2 separate regions of the Mus musculus genome follow, and region 2 is linked to region 1. A link is a contact called in ENCODE Hi-C or POLR2A ChIA-PET data. All regions are on one chromosome and are shown on one strand. Each heading gives the region's core, a stretch centred on a gene start or an enhancer-like site at or near the end of the contact. The rest is flanking DNA. Distances are from core to core; before and after follow the strand shown. Region 1 holds the start of Sarnp (SAP domain containing ribonucleoprotein). Region 2 holds the start of Gdf11 (growth differentiation factor 11).

Region 1 (7,685 bases), core at 2,275-4,774:
TGGCCTCAAACTCAGAAATCCGCCTGCCTCTGCCTCCCCAGTGCTGGGATTAAAGGTGTGCGCCACCACGCCTGTCGAGAGTGTTTTTTTAAGGCATTAAAAACCCAAAATTGGCCAGGAGAGGTGGCACTTGCCTTTAAACCAAGCACTGAGAGAGACAGACAGATCTTAGTGAATTCTGAGTCAGCCTTAGAGTTCAAGGTTGGAAAGAACTATATAGAAAGTTCCTGTCTCAAAGATAAATGAAATAAAATAGAAACTCTAAGTCAATCCAAAAAGTCAGATTATTAAGCCAAGGTCAACACTAGAGTCTAACACTGTCTTCAAAGCCAGAATTTATATAGGTTCTTAACCAGAGGTCTATGGACTCCTCAGGGCTACAAGGTAATTTTGTGGTGCCCATTAAATTGCATGCAAAGTATTGTACATGCCTTTTTCTGGGGAAAGGGTCCATACCTTTCATCAGAGTTTCAAAGATATCTGTGACCTCCAAAAGTTTAAGAAGTGCTCTAGAGAAAAAAGCAAAAACAAGCAAATGTGATTAAAGAGTAAGTCCTGCTTACACCCTCAGGACTGCCTTGTGTTCTCTTAAGACTATATACCTGAAATCAGGTCAGAAAACATTAGATAAGTGAGGTACTCAATCAAATGCAAGCTTATTAACTAACAAATACTCATATGGTGGAAGGAGGAACTCCATAAACACATACAATATCCATAAAGGAAAGTCATGGGACAACTGGTGACTTACACCAGGACTTCAAAAGGGGAACAAACAAGAGAATACCCAATAGCCCACTAATTTTTAATCTCTTTCACCTAAAAATTAATTTTCTGTGTATGTTTTATAGCATGTGTAACAGTACAGAACTACATAACTTACGTAGACTAAAAAATGGAGGTAGTTGCTCAATTCTTCCTTATTTGTTCAAGTAATCATTAGAAAACATAATCCATTATAGCTACATCAAGTTAACAGTAATTAGAATAACATAAAAATCTAATAATGAAATTTGAGAGTCCAACAGTTAAGAAACACATTTGCTTTCAAACAATAAAGTCACCTTAACAGACTAAATTATAAGGGCTTTTTCTAAGCACCTTCATTTACAAGTTTTAAAGACAAAAACGCAGCAATTTTTAAGTTTTTTTTTTCAAGATTAAAAAAGTTTTCTCTGTGTGTGTGTGTGTGTGTGTGTGTGTGCGCGCGCGCGCGAGCGTGACACAGGAAACAGGTGCCTGAAGACACTGAGGAGAAAATCCGATCCCCTGAAGCTGGTGTAGTCAGGTAGTTGTGAGCCACATGATTTTGGTGCTGGAAACCAAACTGAGGTTCTCTGGAAGAAAGAGTGTTCCTAACCACTAAGCCATTTCTCCAGACCCAATTATTAACTTTTAAGAAAAGAAAGAAGGAAGGAAGAGTTTTCATGGATGGAGAAATGGCTCAACAGTTAAGACCACAGACTGTTCCTTCAGAGGACCCAGGTTCAATTTCCAGCACATACATTGAGACTAAAAACTATCTGTAATTGTGCAGGTACACAGACATCCATACATACAAAATACCTGACACATAAAATAAATAAATATTTTTTTAAAAATCATCACAATCCAATAATTAAAAACAACTATTAAAAAAAAAAAACAAAAAAAAAACAAAAAAAACCCAAAACAACAACAAAAAACTGGGCATGACAGTTAATGTCTCTAATCCTGACACCTGGGAGACATAAAGGTAGGATCTCTGTGAGTTTCATGCCAGCTAGAGCTACAGAGTGAGATCATGTCTCAGTAAGAACAGTTCTCAGTTTGTATTAAATTTGATTTGTATGAGATTCCCAGAATAAGGTGACCAAAACAACTAACGGTAAAGCTTCTTCTGAAACACAAACAATAATCAACATAGTTTCTTTTTTTAAATTTTATTTATTTATTTTATGTATATGAGTACACTGTATTTATCTTCAGACACACCAGAAGAGGGCACCAAATCCCATTACAGATGGTTGTGAGCCACCACGTGGTTGCTGGGAATTGAACTCAGGACATCTGGAAGAGCAGTCAGGGCTCTCAACCGCTGAGCCATCTCTCCAGCCTCAACACAGTTTCTTAATTCTTCATAAAAGGAATTACTGTCCTTACAGAATAATAATTGAAGGGCAAGTCTACATACAAGAAAAGAACCTCGGGTTACCAAAATGTACAACTCAATAGATCCTGTGGTTCAAGAATGTTATCAAGAAGTGACACCAAGGCATCCTGAAAAGATGTCTCAGTTGTGAAGAGCATTTACTGCTCTTCAGGACCCAAATTATTCTACTCTCAGCACCCACATCAGGCTGCTCAAAACTGCCTGTAACTCCAGCTCCAGGGGATCCAACACCCTCTTCTAACCTCCAAGAGCATGCATCCATCATATACTCACACAGACACACGGAAATAACAAAAATAGACCCAAAAAGGGAGTTGGGGGTGACATCAAGAGAGCTGGGATCCTTCCCAAAGGTTAAAAGGACAAACAAAATCCTAAGGTTTTCAAACATACTTCATACACCTCTCATATTACAGCTATCTACCCTACACGTTCTCTCTCTAGAGGTAGGATAGTCAGGGGAGGGAGGGCAGGTCATTGAGAACCTCCTGAGAAAACTCGAAAAACTTTTAGGATTGATGTGTTTGCCATCTTACAACCTTTTGGAGAAGCCTCTACCCCAGGTTTCCACCGAGAAACCTATCTTAAGGCCTCTCCTCTCCTTGATTTTAAAAATTCGAGTGCGGGGTCTTAACCCCACCTTGTTAAAAGAGAACGGAAGCACTTTCTGGGTTATGTTTGGGACATATTCAGCAAAACATGCAAAAATGCCACTATATGTTAACTGAGGAATTCCAGCTTTGGGACAAGAGGAGTGACTACATCAATCCGTTGGGGGGCGGGGGGGACGGACAAACAAACCATAACTTTGGGTCAGCATGGGACACGGGGGAAGGACCACTGACGTAATGAAGATTAAATGAGAAAGGGGTATAAAAGATAGAAGGCGCTTCACAGCCGAGCAGGGAAGGGTGGCAGGTAATAAAAACAATGAGAAGAACAGGTAACAGCAGGTAAACACCAGGTAACGATAGCGATAAATTACTGAGGAGAAACGAAGTTCAAGGTAGGCCTAAGAAAGGAGGCACAAAACAACAACGGGAGCCAGGAAAGAAGTGTAAGCGGGCGCCTGACAGGAAAACACGTGGAATAAGGCCGCGCAGGGCCCCGCGTAGAATTTAGGCTCCAGGAAACCCCACCTCAGCCTTCCCCGCGTAACGGTACCTTCAGCTTGTGGAGCTCCACCGTCTCGGCCGCCATCTTGATGCGCCTCAGTCCACCGGACCCCCACCGCTGGCCCCCACCTCAGGCGCTTAGGCTCATCCAACCAATCGCTGTTTCTCTTGCTCCCACCTCACACCAACGGCTCTTCCCATTAGTCAGCGGCGGCGGCGCTCTCACGCCTCTTGGCCACTTTCCACGGCTCTCTAAAAAGGTGGATCCAGGGGAGGGCGGGGTTTGCATGGCCTAACGAGAGAAAAGGCGACCAATTGTACGTCTCCATTGCGTAACCAACCAATGATTGGGGACAGCGCGGATTCTGTTCCGCCAATAGGGAGAGCGCAGACAGGGCGAAAGTCGGCCACTTCCTGGAGACCACAGGTGTAAGAGCCAGCGCTGTGCCCCAAGCCGGACGGGCTCCTGAAGCTGGCAGGTATGGGCCCCGTGAAACTTTAAAAAGTTACAGAGAGAAATCGGTGGGAGTATTGGGAAGGGCGGCGAAACGACAACCTTAGATTCGAGAGATCCCGTGAAGAAAGTGACATGCGAAACTGGGACTCTGGGAGGAGCATGGGCGGACTCTGTAATTGATTTGGGGAATTGTGGGACAGGCAAGAGCGGGTTAAAACAAACAAAACAAAAAACAAAAGTAGGCATTAGAGCTTGCAGAAGTTTAAAAACTAAAACCGCTCCTAGAAGGGAAGGACTCCCATTTCTTGAGGGACTGAGCTCAGACCCCTTCCTAGACTAATTTAAAAATTGGGTAAGTTTTTGCAGCGCCCCACGTTCAGTGAAGGGATGAAATTGCTTGGCTGCTGACAATGCCAAGCGGGTGAGAGACAGGATGGACAAGCCCCAGGAAAAAAGGATGGGAACTAGAGGTAGCTTTACTCTCAGTGCCTTCTTTATTGGTCCCTTGATTAACTGAATAGCTTTCTTGTGGAACTCTGGGTATGTGTGACCTCTTTATAATTCACTAACTTCCTCAAGAAAGTAAATTAAAATACTCCCGATTCCTCCGATCCTTCAAATAGGTCTCACAGTCTAAACTTACTGCTTTATATTTAGTTGAAATGTAAAGATCTGAGTAAAAACCCCACTTGTGTGAGTATACACACTAACAACTGAAGGTACGGAAGTCAAAAGACAGCTTTCCGGAGTTGGTTATCACCTTCCACTGCATGGGTCCTGGGGATCCAACTCAGGTCTTTAGGCATGGTGACAAATACCTTTTCCACCTTAGTCATTTCGAAGACCCTCTTGCCTTTTTGTTTGTTTTGGAGAAAGGTCAAACAGTTCTCATGCCTCAACCTCCTAAATTCAGGGATTACAAGCATGAGCCACCACACCCAGCTGCTTCACCTCTTCTCAAGTTTTAACAAAGTGTTCAGTTTTTCCTTTTTTTGCATGGTAGGGAAATTCTTTCATTCCCAAGACTTCAGGGGATTTTGGCTTTTCAGGAGACAGCTGGGGAACAAGCTCAATCAGGGCTAATGAGGAGACTGAGTTGGACTCCTGCCTGATCCCTCACTGTGGTAGGATGAATGTGGGGGTGGCACACAGCGAAGTAAACCCCAACACTCGAGTGATGAACAGTCGGGGCATCTGGCTGGCCTACATCATCTTGGTAGGACTGCTGCATGTGGTTCTCCTCAGCATCCCTTTCTTCAGCATTCCTGTTGTCTGGACCCTGACCAACGTCATCCATAACTTGGTGAGCACTAAACCAAACCCTGTACCCAACCCAGGTCTATCCCAACCAAAACAAAACAAAGTCACCAGCTGTTCGGGGATTTATGTCTTCCTTTTGGGATCTTGACCCAAAGGACTACTTCCTACCCCTTATACTGTCCCTTTCCCTCTTCCCAGGCAATGTATATCTTCCTACATACAGTCAAAGGGACGCCCTTTGAGACCCCTGACCAAGGAAAGGCTCGGCTTTTGACACATTGGGAGCAGATGGACTATGGACTACAGTTTACCTCCTCGCGAAAGTTCCTCAGCATCTCTCCTATTGTACTGTGAGTCTGGGTGTGAAGGAGATGCTGGGTTGGAAATGGCTCTACTAACCAGGGAAAAGGTACTAGGGGTTGGGGAAATGGTTTAGTCAAGTGCTTGCCATAAAGGATAAGGACTTGAGTTCAATCCCTTGCACATATGTAAAAGCCAGATGTGGCCATGTACAACCATGAGTGCCTATAATCCCAGCACTGAAGAGTCAGAGGCAGGAAGATCCCTAGGGCTCGCTGGCCAGACAGTTTAGCCAAATTGCTGCACTCCAGAGTCAGAAAGCAACCCTGGCCAAAAAAAAAAAAAAAAAAAAAAAAAAAAAAAAAAAGAAAGAAAGAAAAGAAAAGAAAAGAAAAGAAAGTAGAGAGCAATTCATGACAACTCATGTTGAACTCTGGTCTCCATGTGTACTAACCCTTGAACATGTACCTATGTTTACACACACACACACACACACACACACACACACACTCTAGTCCTAAGCCTACATTATAAAGTACAAGACATAGTCAAGCATTCCTTGCTGGTTCCATGGTATTAAGGAAAGGGAGAAGGGACTGAAAATAAACCAAACTCCTAACTAAAGCCAAGTGATTTTACAGTCCCAAAAGAAAGCAAGAAGGTAAAGGCAGAATGTATATTAATGGTTAAAAAGTAAAACTGACTTGGAGAAAGGAAGCAAAAAGGGCTCCAAAAGTCATATATGCTGAAACAGCTTTGGCTGTCATTTGCAGTTTATCATTAACCATTAACAAACAAACTGATTTATCATCTCTAGTTAAAGATGCCTTCTGATTATATCCTGAACCTCATTAAATACCATTGATTAGCTGAAATAGTTGTTGGACTACATGCAATAAAACTAGTAGTTCAAAATAGAAAAGTCACTGGTAAGGCATGAATGTGATTTGGGAGGCCAACCTCCATCATCCTAATTCTTTTCTCCTAGTTACCTCCTGGCCAGCTTCTACACCAAGTACGATGCTGCTCACTTCCTCATCAACACTGCCTCGCTGCTCAGCGTGCTGCTGCCTAAGCTACCCCAGTTCCATGGGGTTCGTCTCTTTGGAATCAACAAATACTAAAAGATGGTTTGCTAGTTCTGCAGGCATTGAGGGAAGGCACTGGAACTAATATATAATGTTTTCCCTTCTCCACACTATCTTCTGTATCTTGGAAGCCTGAGAGATAAGATAAACCTATCTAAACTCCAAGAAGGAAGAAACTGGAAAATGGGGTTCCTGGGTCCAGTCTTCATAGGGTCAAGATTCTCTGAATCAGGAAAGGTGGATGAGGTTAAGGGCACTACCACTCACTCTCCTCTATCTAGCAAGAAGCCATCATTGTTTGGGCAGCTTTTCTGGTGATTATGTTTTTCCATATCTTCTAAACCTACCAACTTCAAGTTCTGTTTTGCTGTATATTTTTCTTAAAATAAAGTCTTTCAGTTATGGCTGAAATTTGATAAGCAAGGACAGAGAGATTTTCTCATAATGCTGGGGAGAAAATGCAAAATGCTGACTTACTATAAAAAAAACTTTTAAGCAAAATTTTGTCTCTACTCCTTTGGTCCAATACCTTTCACTCACAGCTAACAGCAAGGAAAGAATTCTCAAATAAGAAAAAAGAGCTCACAAGTGAGTAGTGGAGGCACATGCCTATAATACTAGCTAGCCCTCAGGAAGTGGAGGCAGAGGCAGGAGAATCACTGCAATCTGGAGTCCAGCCTGGTCTACACAGTAAGACTCTTATCTCCAAAAGAAAATAGAAAAGGACTCCCAGCTACATGGGTAAAGAAGAGAAGGAAGATGTAAGTTGCCAGTTATATATTTATAGAAAGATAATCTCCTGGCTTTAAATAGATATGTACATACAAATATGAACAAACTTAAAAAAATACAAACCCTTGGCTAACAAGGGGGCCTCTGGGAACCCCTCTATCCTTCCCCCTCACCCAAGGGCACAGGGCATAAATCTGCTTTTTAAAAATTAATTAATTTTGGCCATCCTTGCAACAACAAGCCTGAAGTTAGGTGTCTTACCAATAAAGTGAAAGTCAGAGGAAAAAAATCAGTTTCCACTCTTGAGTTCTGTGTCTCCAAAATTAGGGCTACATGCTTTTTCTTTTAGCTAGTATATCAGGGTAAAGGGGGGAGGGGAACCCCTGATATGGGTTTAAGAAATAAGATACACTCATTTAAAAGGGGGTGTGTTTCATCTGCTCTTAAGAGCAGATGATAAGATAAAGGCATACAGACCCCAGAGAAATCCCCAGTTCCCACACCTCAGAAGCATACTGTCTGGACTAGGTCCAGCCCCTAAGTTCTTTGCTCTGACCACCTCCTATTTCTTTGGTATTGTC
Region 2 (7,685 bases), core at 3,417-5,916, 70 kb before region 1:
TACCGGCTCCCTCCCCTAGATACTTGCTTCCTTTTCACCCGTAGCTCACAACCTTCAAACCTAAATACCAGCCTCAAGACCCTTACCCACATTTGCTATGAACCAGTCAGGACCTGGAAGGAGGCGGGTATGGAGGTCGCTCTGGTAACCTAGGAGAGGGGCACCCCTAGCTGGAAGGCAGTTACCAGGGAGACCAGGGCAGTGAGCTGGGATCCAAGCCAGGGTTGGCACATACCGGTATAAGCAAAGGGTGGGTGCGTGGGCTGTTTGGTTGGCGGGTGACAGGGTCTCTCTAGGTAGCCCGGGCTGACCTTGACTTATAGCAATGATCTGCCTCACACTCTCTCTTGACACTTCGGCTTACAGACTTGCGCTATCACCCCAGCAAGCAAAAGTCTTAATGTTCTGCTTTCTTCCAACTCCTGTCCTATAAAGCAACTAGCGCCCCCTTCTCACGACTAGGTCTGGGGCAGACGGAAAGCTAGGAATTACTTTATGCGTCTTAGAGGAATCATAAGGGACCAAACCTGAGAGAAGTCAAGGAAAGAAGTGACTCTAGGAGGGGTTGAGGAAGAGACAAAGCTTACTCTTTTTCAAAACTTCGCCTGAAGATGTTGTTCACCAGTACAGCGTTTGCCTACGGTACTCGGGTTCGAGGTTGGGGAAAGGTACTCCTGACTTGAAAAGTCTGAAGGGCAAGTATCAAAACCACTGGTCTGACGTTTCATGTTATTCCACCAGAGGGCAGTCTTGTCCACTTAATGAATTACTAGTCCTAGCGATAAAGCCAGGGAGTGGAAATCTGTCGAGCAAATTGTTGAGTGCTTTCCTGGTATTTGGCCTATAACAACCCCTTGTGGACAAAATTACACAATTTTCTTCACCGCCACCACCACCTAGGTTCACTCACTGAGGGTCATTCAACCTTTAGTTAAGGCTGCTAAGAAATACATTCGTGAAAAGGGTTCTGCTGTTGGGTGTCCCAGTGTGAGGTTGCAAGCACAGTAAGAGGTGACGAAGGCTGACTGATACTATTAGAGTGCTTTGTCAGACCTCATGCTTCAAAAATAGCTGTGGATTCTAAGGTGTAAGGGGCTTTAATAAGCTGGGCTGGCAAGGCGGCTCAGCAGATAAAGGTACTTGCCATCACACCTGATGACCTGAGTGTTTGATCCTGGAGACCCAGCACATGGTAGAAAGAGAAAACTTACTCCATAAAATTATCTGATCCTTTTGTGCATTCTCCTAACCCCCACTCCCGCCTGGCATGCACACACACACACACACACACACACACACACACACACACCTTGTTCAAGTTCATACAGCCAGAAAGGAAGGTTGCTGGGACTTGGCATACAGGCATCCTAGATCTATTAGAGAAGCTACAGTAAGAAAGGGGATTCCTGAATGATTTATCTAAAAATTTCCTCTACACCGAGACCTAGTAAAAGTACAAATTTGGCCAAGAGATTTGGAGACTGGAAGTTGGATGCTAGGAATTAAGCTTGGGCATCACACTCAGCTCCTGAACTCCAGCTCCAGCTGAGAAGTGGGTCCAAGGAGAACACTTGGATGATAAAACAAGATTGGAGTGCTACATCCAGGTACGTAGTCTGTGTACATACTGCCATTCATCAAGTGAAGCCTGCAGGATAGGGCACATCTGAGCAGAGAGAGCTTCTGTACTTGGTCTGTGATGTTTGAGGAGCCTCGGGTCCCCTGGACTGGAGCGTTAGCAGGTATTATGCACCTACTGTTTGCTTCTCTCGTCTTTGACCTTCCACTCGATACAAGTTTGAGGAGGAAGTGAATGTAAGTTGTCCATTCTCTAAAGAAGCAGAAAGGGGCAGCACCATTTCTGCTCTCAAAGTGTTTGTGTTTTCAGAGACAGGGTCCCACTAGATCACCCTGGCTAGCCTGGAACTCTTTGTGTAGACCAGGCTAGCCTCTGCCTCCTGGATTAAAAGCATGCTCCACTACACTTGGCTGGTTTGCAATTTTTTGTTTGTTTTTGTTTGGTTTGTTTCCTGAAGAAAATAACATCAAAGTAATAGGTTTGAAAAATGGGAACGCAGCAGAGTATGCGGTAAGAACAATCAGGGCTCTGAGGGATCAGAAAGGGACAAAAGAGGATCCTGAAGAAGAAGCCCTGACTCCCTGACACTCTTGGCCGGCTCCGAGGTAATCCTCACAACTAGTTGAAGGTAGAAATTATGGTCTCCATTTATAGATAAAGAAACTTGATGATTGCTCAGTGGAAGAGTTCTTGCTTTGTATGCACAGCCCCTTGGTTCTACCTCACCCCACACCCAATTCAAGGTACAGGGAAGAGAACACAGAGAGAGGGAGAGAAAAACTTGGTAAGTTATCGACACTCCCATGTTTTGGTCCAAAGCAAGGGAGTAATGAGAAGTTTCTGGATTGTGTTCCATTCAGTCCCTGTTCTTCTTCTTTTTTCTTTTTTAATATTTATTATGTTTATTATATATAAGTACACTGTAGCTGTCTTCAGACACACCAGAAGAGGGCATCAGATCTCTTTACAGATGGTTGTAAGTCACCATGTAGTTGCTGGGATTTGAACTCAGGACCTCTGGAAGAGCAGTCAGTGCTCTTAACTGCTGAGCCATCTCTCCATCCCTAAGTCCCTGTTCTAAATAGGAATAGGTCATGTATTCAGAGCTTCTCACCTACCCTGCTTCTCCCTCACAGCTGAACCCCAATAGTTACCCTCATTCCACTCCAGCTCCCAAACCCAATTCTGTTCTTTTGTTTATGCCTAACTAACTTTAACATATATATATATATATTTTAATTAGGGTTTAATTCCAGAGAGGAAACCAAAAACCTTCTACTTGGTCCAAGAATCCCAATAGTGAGGTCTATACATTTTACATTTATCTATATATTTTTTTGAGACAGGGCCTTCCTACTGACATTTATACATTTTGTTCAGTGAACACTGCGCGAGACACTGGAAGAGCAAATCTCAACCCCCTAACATTTTCAGTTTGCCAAGGGATCTTCAGAGACATGGGTCAAGGCATGCTTATACAGAGAGCTCTCTGGAGGCTGAGGCAGGAGGATAACTGAGTTTGAGGCCAGCCTGGGATGCATCTGAGACTCTGTCTCAGAGGATAGAGGAAAAGGAGAAGAAAGGGTTTAGGGGAGGGGAAGAGGGGGAAAAAGAGAAACAGAGACCTGGGAAGAGGGAACCAGCAGTAGTGGCTGAGCACACCTGTACACTGTCTTCCTCGTGTACTGAGCTGTCTGGCTGCGCTTAGGACCACACCTGAAGACCATGGCTGGTCCCATTCCAGAGTGGCTCCCCTTGGGGTTTGCTATCTCCACATTAGACATCTGAGTATAGACCCTGCTCTTACCCTTACGCCTAAAACTTCAAGCTTTCTCAGACATGTAAGACCTTACAAACACAAAGACGTAGCTAGGAACCCAGAGAGAGGGTCCAGATTCCTCGCCAAGCACCACTTTCAAGCCCTACCTCATCCCTCATCTGGCTCTTCCCCTCATGGCTCCCACCCTTTCCAGCCCGATCACGATCACTCTCTTTGTTCTATTAAACCTCAATCTCAAGATCACAGGCCTCCTAGATAGTTTTCTTCCGGGCTCAGTACTTGTCAACTTCTCAGCTTGTCCCTGGCCTCTTCCTCTCCTGACCGCCTTCATCCCTGTGATAAATCAGCCTGATGTTCCATTTTATGGGTTCTTTAAACATCCTGGGCTACCTCTGGTAGCTGAGGCTATTCTTCACATCTCCACCTCTTCCCCTTGGGTGTCTCTTTGCGCTCCAACCAAGGCTGACTTGTGTGTGTTACTTCCTCCCCTGGTCTTTTCTCTGCACCTGCCTCCTCAGGGGTTGCTACCTCCAAGGTATCCCCTGTCTCTGCCTCTCCCTCTTGCGCAGGGTACCATCAGCTCCCTCTGACCCATCCGTTCTCTTGCCCACCTCTCCTGCTCTCTCCTGTTCGACTCCGTAGAATTCGGTTAGCCACCCCTCTTTGCGCTCTACCTTTGTCTTTGACTCTCTCCACTCTTAACTGTCCCACTAGTTTTTCTGGTCGTCTTCAGTCTTCGCTCTTGCTCTCTAGCTAAGTCTCTCCCTTCTGTGACTTCTTTTCTCTCTTTTGTCTCTCCCTCTTCCCTTCCTATCTGGGTATCTTTGGATCTGCCTCTTCCCCCACCCCCAACCCCTACCCACCGCTCCGTCTGTCCCCGATCTCTCTGACTCGGTCCCTCACGGCCTCTCCCCCCCTCCCCCTCATCTTTCGGTCTCTTCATCTTTCTCTGGACCCGTGCTCGCTCGTGTTCTCTCTCTCTCTCTCTCTCTCTCTCTCTCTCTCTCTCTCTCTCTTTTCCTCGGTTCTCTCCGGCTCCCTCTCTCGCCTCGGATGACAGCGCTACCTCTTTTGTTGGCTCCGCAGCCAATCGCGGCCGCTGACGACACGGGGGCCGGGGCTATAAAGGGCCCGGCCCGGGCTTGGGCCCCCCCAGCTGCCCGCCCCGGCCGCCCGCCCGCCCCGCCCGTGCGCCCGCCGCCCCCGGCCCCCGGCCCCCCCTCGGCCGGGCAGCCCCCAATCCCGCGCCGCCCGGACCCCCTCCTCCTCCCTCTTCCCTCCGCCCCCTCCCCGCGGGACTCCGGCGTCCCCGCCCCCCAGTCCTCCCCTCCCCTGCAGCATGGTGCTCGCGGCCCCGCTGCTGCTGGGCTTCCTGCTCCTCGCCCTGGAGCTGCGGCCCCGGGGGGAGGCGGCCGAGGGCCCCGCGGCGGCGGCGGCGGCAGCGGCGGCGGCGGCCGGGGTCGGGGGGGAGCGCTCGAGCCGGCCGGCCCCGTCCGCTCCGCCGGAGCCGGACGGCTGCCCCGTGTGCGTGTGGCGGCAGCACAGCCGCGAGCTGCGCCTAGAGAGCATCAAGTCGCAGATCCTGAGCAAACTGCGGCTCAAGGAGGCGCCCAACATCAGCCGGGAGGTAGTGAAGCAGCTGCTGCCCAAGGCGCCGCCGCTGCAGCAGATCCTGGATCTGCACGACTTCCAAGGCGACGCGCTGCAGCCTGAGGACTTCTTGGAAGAGGACGAGTACCACGCTACCACCGAGACGGTCATAAGCATGGCCCAGGAGAGTAAGTGGGCTGCGGGGTGCGCGCGGTGCGGTGCAGTCCGGGAAGGACCCGGAAGCCCTTTCTGCGAAAACTTGACGGATTGGGGAGCCGGGCCACTCCACACAACTTTTTGAGCGGAGAAGATGGGCAGCGGAGTTGAGTGCACGCCCCGTTCTAGGGTGGGGGGGTGGAGGATGGCGCGTTGGGGGAGGGGGGCCAAACCAGGCAGGTTGTGAGCTATTGCTTTCCATCCCTTGTGAGAAAAAGATTCAAGTTGAAGTAGTCCTAGAAACTGGCACCCTACAGTGACTTTTCTGGAGCGTTAGGTGGGGAGCTTCCGTGACCCGTGCAGTCTCAGCTGGGCCGCAGTGCCATCTTCCCACTGCTCTGGCACCAGCATCAACTCCTTGCCCGGTGCTCCGGAAGGCGCCCACCGGCTTTCGGAAAAACTAAGTGTTCCTCTAAGGCCATGGCATAGGACCCAAACCCGGTGTACGTCTCAGCAACTCAGCTGACACCTCTCCTTTCTGCACCTGATCTCGCACTGGGTATCCCCTAGGACCTAGAAGAGCTGTTCCTTCCTGGTACCGAAAGAGCTCAAATAACTCAACTCCACTGCGCTTGCCACTTAACGAGTATCATTTGGTTACTCTCATCTTAGCGTGCTCACTCCCTGTCCTACCCACAGCTGGAGCCAAAGAAGACCCAGGGAGAAAGAACTAGATGAGGGGGATGGGAGAACCCAGGCATCCGAGCCCCTGGCCAAACGGAGGATGAACACTCTGATAGACAGGAGCGGCTTTGAAATTTTATGGCCTGGAAAATCCAGGCCAATACTACCGCCCCCACTGCCTTCTCTCCCTAGGGTCAGGTGACTCCCTTTCCCCTCCCCCACTGACTGTAGTCCCCCCCCCCCCCAACTCCAGGGAACCAGGCTTTCTCTATTCCCTAGTGGTTTGGCAAGCCCCCCCTCCTTTGGTTTTATGGCTCTGAACAGAAGGGGGGGCTGGTTTATTGGCAGATGGGTCATAAAAAGCTGGGGGTTGCGGGAAATCCTAGTGGCCCACCCCCATGGTAGAGGTACAGGAACCCAGGTGTGCATTTGGAAGGTTGAGAGCCTGGCACTTGCCACCCAGTTTCTGCAGAATTCAACTCCAACTTGGTTAGGATTGTAAAGAAAACTCAGAGTCAGGAAACTCTCTCTCTCTCTCTCTCTCTCTCTCTCTCTCTCTCTCTCTCTCTCTCTCTCTCTCTCTCTCTCTCGTGTGTATGTGTATGTGTATGTGTGTGAGTGTGTGTGTGTGTGTGTGTGTGTGTGTGTGTGCACAGAGATCTGATCTTGGGTTCTCAGGCTCCCTTGTTCTTATTGCTTCTACTTTTGGAAACCAGGGTCAGTCTTTGATTGACTAAGGGCAGGGATAGGGAAAAGATTCTAGAAAACAGTTGTAGGGAAATAATGAATGACAAAATTTTCTGGAAGATGCAGGATATATAGAGAAAAGATACTCTGCTCTGTGTGATGTAAAGTGTGTATTTCCAGGGTGAGTGACCCAGCTGCAGGCTTCCCATTGCCTTCACTATCCCTAGCCTCCTGTAACCAGAAGGCTTGAGTCCAGAATTAACTCTGGTAGTGGAGAGCAGCAGGAAGTGAAGGGACTCTGAATGCACAAATTGGGCAGTAGCCATTAAGCCTGGGGGTGGGATTGTACCAGTAGATGAAGTTGGGTCTCACCCTGACTTCCATTTTAGTGCCACTCCAGGACTTAGGTAACCCAGGAACTGGGTTTCAAACCAGGTATTGTACTTCCCCTTTAAGAGTCTAGCTGCGACCTTAAGAGAGGGAGGGGGAGTAGAGGGGAGGGGAGGGAGAGAGGAGAGGGGGGAAAAGGAAAAAGAGACTTTTATAGTCTAATCCCCAGGGACCCGCTTTAATAAGAGACTTGTGCTCTGCTAATCGGGGGAGGTGTTTGTCAGCAGAGATGGCCTCTGCTCCCCTCCCCCTGCCTCCCCTCCCCCAGCCAACCCCGGACCCCAGCCCCCACCTTTCCTAGGCTGTTCGGCCTGCCCTAGTTCCCTCTACCCTCTCACTCTCCCACCCCAGCCTTCATCCCTGGGAACCCAGCCCCCTGCTCTTCTAGGAGCCAAGCCCTGCCCCTCAGTTTGTCTCTCCTGTGCACGCTAAGAGGCCCCTGCCCTCTCGCCCAACCTCCTGCCCCTGGGCCATCCAGCCTGAGTTGGGAGAGGGTGTGTGGTGGGGTGGAGGCTGTAGGCAGAGAGGGGGTTGGGCCTTTGCTGAAAATAGTGCAGTGACCTCTCTCCCCCACCAGCACCGCCTCCTAAACCTGACCTGCTGCCTGCCACCAACCAAATCAATCCAACACAGATGTGGCCCCTTCCCCTCCCCACCAGAGCTCCATAGCTTTACCTGCTTCTTTGTTCCTTCTTCTGCACCTTTCCATCTCTTCTTTACCCCACGAGGGTCCCACCTTTGCCCTCTTACCTTACCCACTCCAGTCCAGTCTACCCAGTGTTTCCATTTCCCAAACATTTGCTCCCATTACTGTGATCT

Evidence for each region. Hi-C counts contacts between places; a loop is a spot of excess contacts on that map. ChIA-PET counts read pairs that join two places held with the same protein, here RNA polymerase II (POLR2A).
Region 2: POLR2A ChIA-PET joins it to region 1 with 23 read pairs in Patski. The contact joins the promoter of Gdf11 here to the promoter of Sarnp in region 1. A Hi-C loop is called at or near these places in 3 of 37 maps with a recorded cell type or tissue (CH12.LX, mature B cell and regulatory T cell). POLR2A ChIA-PET finds 5 or more read pairs at or near these places in 2 of 5 experiments (Patski and embryonic stem cell).

Annotation. Positions count from the first base shown.
Region 1 is chr10:128,817,603-128,825,287 of GRCm38, reverse strand. Sarnp (SAP domain containing ribonucleoprotein) reads right to left here and starts at 3,524. Exons shown (of 11, transcript NM_025364.3): 1 at 3,317-3,524. The coding sequence starts at 3,352. Ormdl2 (ORM1-like 2 (S. cerevisiae)) reads left to right here and starts at 3,659. Exons shown (of 4, transcript NM_024180.6): 1 at 3,659-3,746; 2 at 4,774-5,027; 3 at 5,183-5,334; 4 at 6,273-7,386. The coding sequence starts at 4,854. The coding sequence ends at 6,408. It overlaps Dnajc14 (DnaJ heat shock protein family (Hsp40) member C14), which reads right to left. Exons shown (of 7, transcript NM_001359825.1): 7 at 5,840-7,685.
Region 2 is chr10:128,888,699-128,896,383 of GRCm38, reverse strand. It overlaps Gdf11 (growth differentiation factor 11), which reads left to right and starts at 4,666. Exons shown (of 3, transcript NM_010272.2): 1 at 4,666-5,137. The coding sequence starts at 4,699. It also overlaps a transcript of Cd63 not described here.